Regions from separate parts of the Homo sapiens genome. Here region 2 is linked to region 1. A link is a loop called in an ENCODE intact Hi-C map of the cell type or tissue named here. Cell type or tissue: endothelial cell of umbilical vein. All regions are shown on one strand. Links, peaks and the distances in the headings refer to the core of each region. The heading gives the core; the rest is flanking DNA.

Evidence for each region. A loop is a pair of places that touch in the nucleus more often than their neighbours do. Peaks named below come from ENCODE experiments on the same cell type or tissue, not always from the same donor. Only the 100,000 strongest peaks of a DNase experiment are listed, where the experiment ranks them.
Region 2: a loop joins it to region 1, with 7 times the contacts of the local background. A loop is called at or near these places in 1 of 110 quality-filtered maps.

The regions. Positions count from the first base shown.
Region 1 is chr3:184,380,703-184,385,091 of GRCh38, reverse strand. CHRD (chordin) reads right to left here. Exons shown (of 23, transcript NM_003741.4): 2 at 4,297-4,389; 3 at 3,728-3,857; 4 at 3,468-3,596; 5 at 3,277-3,376; 6 at 3,072-3,159; 7 at 2,562-2,703; 8 at 2,318-2,458; 9 at 2,154-2,236; 10 at 1,929-2,076; 11 at 1,674-1,780; 12 at 1,450-1,569; 13 at 399-555; 14 at 1-74. Among named protein-coding and RNA genes, the nearest start is that of CHRD, 2.8 kb to the right of the region's middle. In endothelial cell of umbilical vein, for the core only: no CTCF peak of the experiment used is centred there; no DNase peak of the experiment used is centred there; H3K27me3 peaks cover 1,432 bases.
Region 2 is chr3:184,020,442-184,024,830 of GRCh38, reverse strand. No RefSeq gene overlaps it. Among named protein-coding and RNA genes, the nearest start is that of ABCC5, 4.8 kb to the right of the region's middle. In endothelial cell of umbilical vein, for the core only: no CTCF peak of the experiment used is centred there; a DNase peak (open chromatin) is centred at 2,330; H3K27me3 peaks cover 593 bases.

The DNA.
Region 1 (4,389 bases), core at 101-4,100:
AAGCCAGGCGTGCCCTGCTGCTTGGCTCTTCACAGGGGGTAGCACCAGGGCTCCTGCTAGGGGCACGGGCAGCGCTGGGTCCAGACAGAGGAGAGATGACAGGTGAGAAGGTGGCCTAGGGCAAGCCCTCAAACCCAGCATTCCCAGCTCCCCAGCACACATTCCACGAGCTGGAAGACACTGTCCATAGGTCCAGGGCCTGGAGAGCAGCAAGTTTTAGACCCTTGAACCTCAGCAACAGGAAGAGTCCGCCAGCAGGGCCACCCTATATGTCCCCACCTTCAGATGGCAACCGGAGCTTAGGCACAAAGAAAGACACACCAGGCTCCGGCTGTCTGCCACCATCCCTCAAATGTTCTAGGAAACCAAAGGGCAGACAGACCCCTAAGGACACTCACTGTCATGGCGGGCGCTATGCCCACAGTAGGGCAGGGCAGCCACGTGCCCCCGAAGCTCTCCGTCTGGGAAGTCCTTGGTGCCCACGTTCAGGAAGAGCTCATTCTGCAGCAGCATATGAGCCCCTCGGGCACCCAGCCCAGGGCAGATACCCACGGCCTGGGGGCAGGGGAGGATAGGCCTTCTCAGCTCTCACACGAGTCCAAGGTTCTGAAGTCTTGGACCATTTTGTGCCCCCACTCCACCCACACACACTTCCACACACCAGAAACACAGGATAAGGACCTGGCAGGCCCAGTTTCAAGGCCCTCCCCTGCTGCTTCCTAGCTATGTAACAACCTTCAAGAGTAACTTAACTTCTCCAAGTCTTCACTTCCTCATCTCTCAAATGGATACTGTGAAAGCCAAAAACTATGTAAGGCCACCAATGCAGCACCTAGCACATGGAAAGGCCCTATAAGTAGCAACCATTGCCATTACATTTACTAATATGTGGCCTGTGGCACTGTTCTCCAGGTCCAATGCTCCCATTTGACTGTGAGCTTGCTAAGCACAGGGGCCACATATGATTTGCTTTGTACTCTAGTCCCTAGTCTGGGGCTCACTAAAAATGTCAAATCATGCCGGGCACGGTGGCTCTCGCCTGTAATCCCAGCACTTTGGGAGGCCGAAGTGGGCGGACCATGAGGTCAAGAGATCAAGACCATCCTGGCCAACACGGTGAAACCCCGTCTCTACTAAAAATACAGAAATTAGCTGGGTGTGGTGGTGCACACCTGTGGTCCCAGCTACTTGGGAGGCTGAGGCAGGAGAATCGCTTGAACCCAGGAGGCAGAGGTTGCAGTAAGCCAAGATCACACCACTGCACTCCAGCCTGGTGACAGAGCCAGACTCCATCTCAAAAAAAAAAAAAAAAAAAAGTCAAATGAATAAATGAATGAGTGGGAGAACCCATGAGTGAGTGGATGATAATGAACATCCCTGCTCATCCAACCTGGCTTCCCACAGCCCATGCATTGGGCCCTGGGGTCCAGCTCCACCTGGAGCCCTCACCGTGTGTCCTCCTGGCTGGAGTCCAGCCATGTGGCACAGGACAGTGCGCTGATCCCTCCGCTGAGGCTTGGTCTCCAGTGTCATGGCCACCACCTCACTGCTTGTCCCTACCACTTGCACCTGATGGGCAGGGATGGAGGAGGGCAAAGTGGAGAGGCAGTAAAGGCCTGGGGCCTGCTGCCCACGCCACCCCTCCCCCACCTTCTGCAGCCCCTGGCTCTTACCTGATAGATCAGGGAGCCATTTCCTAGCAGCGTGAGGCTGGCTGAGCCGGCAGCACCCGTCTGGACTGGGATCAGGGCATCAGCCCCACAAAGGACACTTTGCAGGACTACGGAGGGGCAAGACAGGTGAGGCTAGGTTTACCCCATGGCCGCTTACACCCCCAGTCCACAGGATCTCTCCCACACCCACCCTGGCACTTGTCTGTGTCTCTCAGTTGTGCATGCCCGGCGCACCAGGCCCCCCCCCCGCCTCACCGTCGCAGCTCTTCCTGGCAGCAATGTGTCCACTGATGCGCAGCCCTGGCCTGCCTGCCCACTCCAGGGCCATCTGCAGCTCCCCCAGCACCAGCCAGTCCATCTCCTGGACTGTCAGGTTGGGCAGCACCTCAGCAAAGCCTGGTTCCTGGGGACAGAGCAGGGTGTGATGGGCAATAGCAAGAGGCCAAGACAGGTGGCAGCGAGAGCCAGATCCCCACTCACCTGGGCTGAGACATTGGCCTGAAGTTCTCGCAGTAGCTGCCCCTGGTGTAGAATCTGGAGCCTCAAGGGAACCTGGGTTAGTCCTGCAAGGCCGCACATGTGGGCCTTTCTGAGACAGGTGCTCTCCCTAACCTTCTCACGTGTTTTGCCCCCATCCCACTTACCCCCACTCCTGGGTTCCAGCAGCCCTCGGAAGAGCAGCAAAAAATGCAAGGAGTCCTCTGTGTCACTGAGAGTGAGCAGGGTGATGCCCCCTACGCCCTGCTGTGGGGGGCCTTCTAGAGTCAGGATGGCACTGAAGGTCTCTGGGGAAGGGACGATGATGAGAGCCCGTCAGAAACCCTCCCCCCCTTTCCTGGGTGATAGAGAAGACTCAGAACTTCACGCCCGGGGCTCTTTGCTCCCTACCTGCAGCCAGGGCCCGGTGCCGGATGAGAGGCCCCCAGACCTCCCCTGAAGGGTGAGTGAGTGTCACAAGTGCCACATGCAGCTGTTCTGCCCTAAGGAGCCGCAGAGACAACCGAGGCACTGCCCGCCACACCCCACAGACCTGGAGCAGAGAGACAAGAAGGCCCTACGCTCAGACACTGTGCAGGCTAGGCCAATTAGGATGCCCAGGCAGGGCTTATGAAAAAGGAACATGGAAAGGAACCTCCAGGGTGCCCTAGGAAGCTTAAGAAAGAACGCTGGAGCCAGATGCTTGGGTTCCAATCCTGGCTGCACCACTTACTAGCTGTGTGACCTTGAACAAATCACATTATCCTACTGAGCCTCAGTTCCCCCTTCTGTAAAATGGGCATCATAATGTCAGTGCCTTCCTCCCACTGGGCTGTGGTGAGGACCACGGGAGGCAATGCAGAGCATGCTCTCGGCACAGTGCCCAGACTGGGCAAGTGCTCATAAATGGCATCATCTCACCAGGCCATCTTGGGTGGGGGCTGCAGGGTGCTCAAACAGGACACTGCCATTGGAGTCTGAGAAGCGGATCCTGGTAGGGCGGTCCAGCCTGGGAATGAGAGGTCGGGTGAGGCCGGACTGAGCCAAAAGCAGCCCCTCCCAGCTCTCCCAGTTTCCCTCCCGGGCCCCGGCAGCTGACCCCTCCTTGCTCCTTCCCCTTTCTCACCGCCTGTAGGAGATAGAGAAGCGGAGGCTAGAGCGCAGCAGCGAGACTCGGGCTCGTGCCACCGCCTGCGACCTCGGCCCTGTCAGCAGCGCCACGAAGTCTGGGACGGGAGGAAGATGGCCTGAGCACTGTCAAACGCCGCTTTGGTGGCCCAGCCTCAACCACAACCCCGCTGTTCGCCAGCCCCCTACCCGTGTGGCCGTCACCACGGGCCCGCTCCTCAGCGCCTGGCTCCCCGCGGTCGCTATAACTGCGATGCTCCGGGTCCCGCGGATACTCGAAGGACAGGCCGCTCGGCTGCCGCTCCGAACTGCTGCGCTCTGCGGGCGGGGGGGTAAGAACACGGGCTTCAGCTGGCCATGGGAAAGGCCAGTCCGACGCCCCATCCAAGTGGCCCGGGACCTAGTATCGTGGCCCTGCCTCCCTCCCCGCAGGGCGGAGCAAGACTTACCCTGGGGGCAGGTCTGGCAGCAGTGTCCCGGCAGCTGGCGCGGCTGCCCACAGGCCGGGGTTGGGCACTCTGGTTTGATGTTCTTGCAGCTGACCCTGCCAGGGCCCCTGGTACGGCGACCCCACTGAGGCTGCTCCCGGAAAAGGCGGGAAACCCAAGTGAGTGCAAGATGCCAACTGATGAGACCCCCCCAGGCAAGGATGTCCCGCAGAGTCAGCCAGCTCTGCCACTTACAAGCTGCGTGACCCTAGACAAGCTACTTCATCTCTCTGGGCCTCAAGGTCCCTGTCTGGAAAATGGGGATAATAATACTCTCTATCTAGCAAGGCTGCCATGAGAGTTAGATGAGCAGGGAACGAAACGGAGTTGGCACAGAGCCTCACACAGAGTGGGCGATCAGTAACAGCACCTAAGAATTGGAGGGGCTGATTCCCCTTCCTCCACCAGAAAAATATCCCCAACATCTGCCGACTGGGCTCCTTCTCAGCAGCTCCGAGTCCACTCCGACGCCCGCGCGACCCGGCGCTCCCCACCCGCCAGGGCCCGGGCCGGCCGCGGGGTGCACTCACCGCCTCGCAGGCGCACAGCACGCAGCGCATCACCCCGAATGGCTCCCCTAGGTCCGGGTGCCACGTCTCGTCCAAGGCATAGACCTTCCCGCC
Region 2 (4,389 bases), core at 212-4,211, 360 kb after region 1:
TGCTGAAATTACAGGCATGAGCCACTGCACTTGGCCTAGCTAATATATTAAAGTAAATTTTGACTATGATATACACAATTTTCCAAACCTTTTTGATTTTGGAAATTCTCCCTTTTTTTCAGAATATCTTGCAGGGCTAGTATTTCATGGGTTATTTTGTGGAAATACTGTTTTAAGTAAATAGGAATCTAGAAAAAAACTTGAAAAAATTATCTCAAATATGCTACATATAGAATATAAAATGCAAATAGCATATATACAAATAAATGAAGAAATTTTTAAAAACCTGATAAGTATTTTAAAACCTAAAGATTGTTGAAAACTATAAGCTGCAAGCAAGTAGAAAGTAAAACAGACATAAATTTTAATCCCTGAATCCTTGAGCAATTTAAACTTAGACTGACTCAAGGAGGAATCTTTTCTTCCCTTTTCCTTTAGATCAATGACCTGACAGCTGCGGGCCACATGCCATCTACCTAGACCTAATATTAGGATGAAAGTTTAAAAAGATGCTTTGGTATCACGACTTATCAAATACACCTATACGGCAACTTTAGTTGCTGAAAAGCAATGCTGATTTTTTCTCACTGGTGGTCTCCTATAATCAATAAAGTACACAATTTCTGTTTTAAGAATACACATTTTTTCCTCAGGGTCTCAACAATTGAATTGTTTTGATTGAAAGAAACTGCAGCCTGCCAGGTGCGGTGGCTCTCGCCTATAATCCCAGCACTTTGGGAGGCCGAAGTGGGCGGATCACTTGAGTTCAGGAGTTCGAGACCAGCTTGGCCAATATGGCAAAACCCCTGTCTCTACTAAAAATACAAAAATTAGCCAGGCGTGGTGGTGCATGCATGTAATCCCAGCTACTCCAGAGGCTGAGGCAGGAGAATCACTTGAACACAGGAGGCAGAGGTTGCAGTGAGCCGAGATCATGTCACTGTACTTCAGCCTAGGTGATAGGGTGAGATTGCCTCAAGAAAGAAAGAGAGAAAGACAGAAAGAGAGGGAGAGAGGGAAGGAGGGAGGGATTACTAGTGATAACAACCTTTACACCAGAGTTGTTTCTCTCTTCTTCTGGTCAAAAGTCCATATTTATCAAGCAAAACGCTTAAGAGAAGTATTGGGGAATGACTGGGATTGACCATTCTGTCTGACAAGTCCTGTTTTTTGGAGAAGGCTCTGTTTTTTCTGGACTATTGGTCCTGCTTCTCTGGCTTAGAGGGATCCTGTTGATTCTCAGGTAGTGGGTGCTCAGTCCATTCTTCACAATAAAATGTGGGAGAATTCTCCATATACATCTCATCATGAGATGTTAGACATATTGTACCATTTTATTCCGTTGAATAAGTAAGTAATTGTCATTCTGGGAGGATTAAAATCCCAAGACCTGCCTATGGGCTGTGATTATTATTTTAGCTGAGTAGATTTAGAAGGGTGTTCTGGAGAGAGGGAACAGCTAGAATAACAACATGGAAAATACAATGTTGGCAGGACCTCAGGTTTGACTAGGAGAGTGACAGGAGATGAGGCAGTGGTATTTTGAGGGCCAGATCACGGAAGACCTTGCATACCCAGCCAAGGTTTGCTTTTATTTTATAGCCCAGTGTTTCCCTAACTCAAATAAGGCTCAGACCCCTTTTAAGAGAAACAATTCTCTCAAACCCCTGATGTTGACTTCTTATTTACATGAGAATATTACTTAAATAAATCCGTTCATAAAGCTGTGTGCAAAGTCATTATGCTTATAGTTCTTATAGCACTATAAAGTTGAAATTAATTTACAAATATTGTTTTGCTAAAATTAGATAATTGCTGTCAATTTCTTTCCTGTTTTTAACAAGGAGCTAGTTTTTGAACAGCTATCTGTTATTGTTGGGCCAATGAATCTGATAGTGCATCTCAATGTAAGAGTACTTTAAAAAATTTTTAAAGCAGGCCAGGCATGGTGGCTCACGCCTGTAATCCTAGCACTTTGGGAGGCCGAGCAGGCAGATCACCTGAGGTCAGGAGTTCGAAACCAGCCTGACCAACATGGTGAAACACCATCTCTACTAAAAATACAAAAATTAGCTGGGCGTCGTGGCATCCGCCTGTAATCCCAGCTACTAGGGAGACCGAGGCAGGCGAATCGCTTGAACCTGGGAGGTGGAGGTTGTAGTGAGCCAAGATTACCCCATTGCACTCCAGAGCGAAACTCCGTCTCAAAAGAAAAAAAAAATTTAAAAAGCAACGCTTCATACTAACTACTTCATACTAATGAAGTAACGTAACAATGAAATAACAAGGGAAGTTGTTACCACAAAGGAAATGTGCAATGCTTTCCTTTATAATGATGAATGTGCAATATGACTGCTCATAACATGCCTATACTTCTGTGTACTTTAGGAAGACTTGGCTTCTCTATGAAAATATGTGAACCCTTTGGCTGTATAACATGCTGTCATGTCATCTGGCTTTCATCTGGCATTATTTAAAACTTAAATTCTCTTGTCTTCTAATTTGCCTGAGGCCATTAAAGAGTGCATTATTCTTTCACACTACATGGTTTCCATGATGTCAAATATAAAACTTAGGTTGGGCACAGTGGTTCACGCCTGTAAATCCCAGCACTTTGGGAGGCCGAGGAGGGCGGATCACCTGAGGTTAGGAGTTTGAGACCAGACTGACCAACATGGTGAAACCCTGTCTCTACTAAAACTACAAAAATTAGCCGGGCATGGTGGTGGGTGCCTGTAATCCCAGCTACTTGGGAGGCTGAGGCAGGAGAATCATTTGAACCCGGGAGGCGGAGGTTGCAGTGAGCCGAGACTGCGCCATTGCACTCCAGCCTGGGTAACAAGAATGAAACAATGTCTCAAAAAACAAACAAACAAACAAAACAAAAAACAAATATAAAACTTGATTTATTAACTAACTTTAAAAAAGGTCTTATTCCATGAAAATGCCTTTCATTGAAAAATTGAACTACAAAGGGAGCTTCTGTCTTGATAACTGTTAGAAGAATTCAACGTGAGTACCATAGCAGATATGGGGTGACTGTTAGCATGTGACATTAGTTCTAGACAAGCTAGGTAGAGGACGGTGTCAGGCTATTGCAGTAGAGCACTTCTGCCAATGAATGGACCACCATCTATCCAGTTCCACAACCACCTACATGTTACCCTTGACATTTCTTTCTCATTGCCCTGTATCTAATCTATCCACATGTTCTGTTGATATCACCTCTTAAATTTCTCTTGAGTTCATCTTTTTCTCTCCATCTTTTCCATCACAACCTTAATCCAAGCCACCATGATCTCTTTCCTACACAACAACAGTCACTCCTAGGTGGCCCCTTCTCTCCCATTCTAGTGGTCTCAAATTCTTTCCCAGTCTGCCAGCCACAGTGCAGTTTCCAAAAGATACATTTTTTTTTCTGTTTTTTTGTTTGTTTTTTGAGACTGAGTCTTGCTTTATCACCCAGGCTGGAGTGCAGTGGCCAGATCTCGGTTCACTGCAACCTCTGCCTCCTGGGTTCAAGGGATTCTCGTGCCTCAGCCTCCCGAGCAGCTGGGATGACAGGTGTGTGCCACCATGCCCAGCTAATGTTTGTATTTTTAGTAGAGATGCGGTTTCACCATGTTGGCCAGGTTGTTCTCGAACTCCTGACCTCAGGTGATCCACCCACCTCAGCCTCCCAAAGTGCTGGGATTACAAGCTGTGAGTTACCACGCCCGGCCCCAAAATGTAAATTTAATTTCTCAACTCCTAACATATTCACCCTTTTAAAACTTTTTAGTGGTTGCCTTTTGCTCCTAAACACCTGTAACAAGATCTACATGTTTGGAGATACTCCCTTCATTCTACCACAACCTGGTCTTCATTGTTTCCTCTGCTTCAACTGCTGTCTCTGCTGCCCACTTCCACTGTCTTCACTTCACACACTCCTACTTCCTTCAGATGAAACACACACCTCCTTTCCTTGCACTTACTACAATTATCATTTAAATACTGGTTAGTGTTTATTTGGGAGTCTAAGCCCCATGAGGGCTGGAACCGTGTTTGTTTTAGCTCCACTGCATCTCTACCAAATATTTAATGAATATGTTTAGTACATTACACAACATAAATATTATTTAGAAATACCCACAATTCTGGCCGGGCGCGGTAGCTCACTCCTGTAATCCCAGCACTTTGGGAGGCTGAGGTGGGCCGATCACTTGAGCTCAGGAGTTCGAGACCAGCCTGGACAATATGGTGAAACCCCGTCTTTACTAAAAATACAAAAATTAGCCAGGTGTGGTGGGACATGCCTGTGATCCCAGCTGCTCTGGAGGCTAAGGCAGGAGAATCAGAATCACTTGAACCCTGGAGGTGGAGGTTACAGTGAGCCGAGATCTAAAAAAA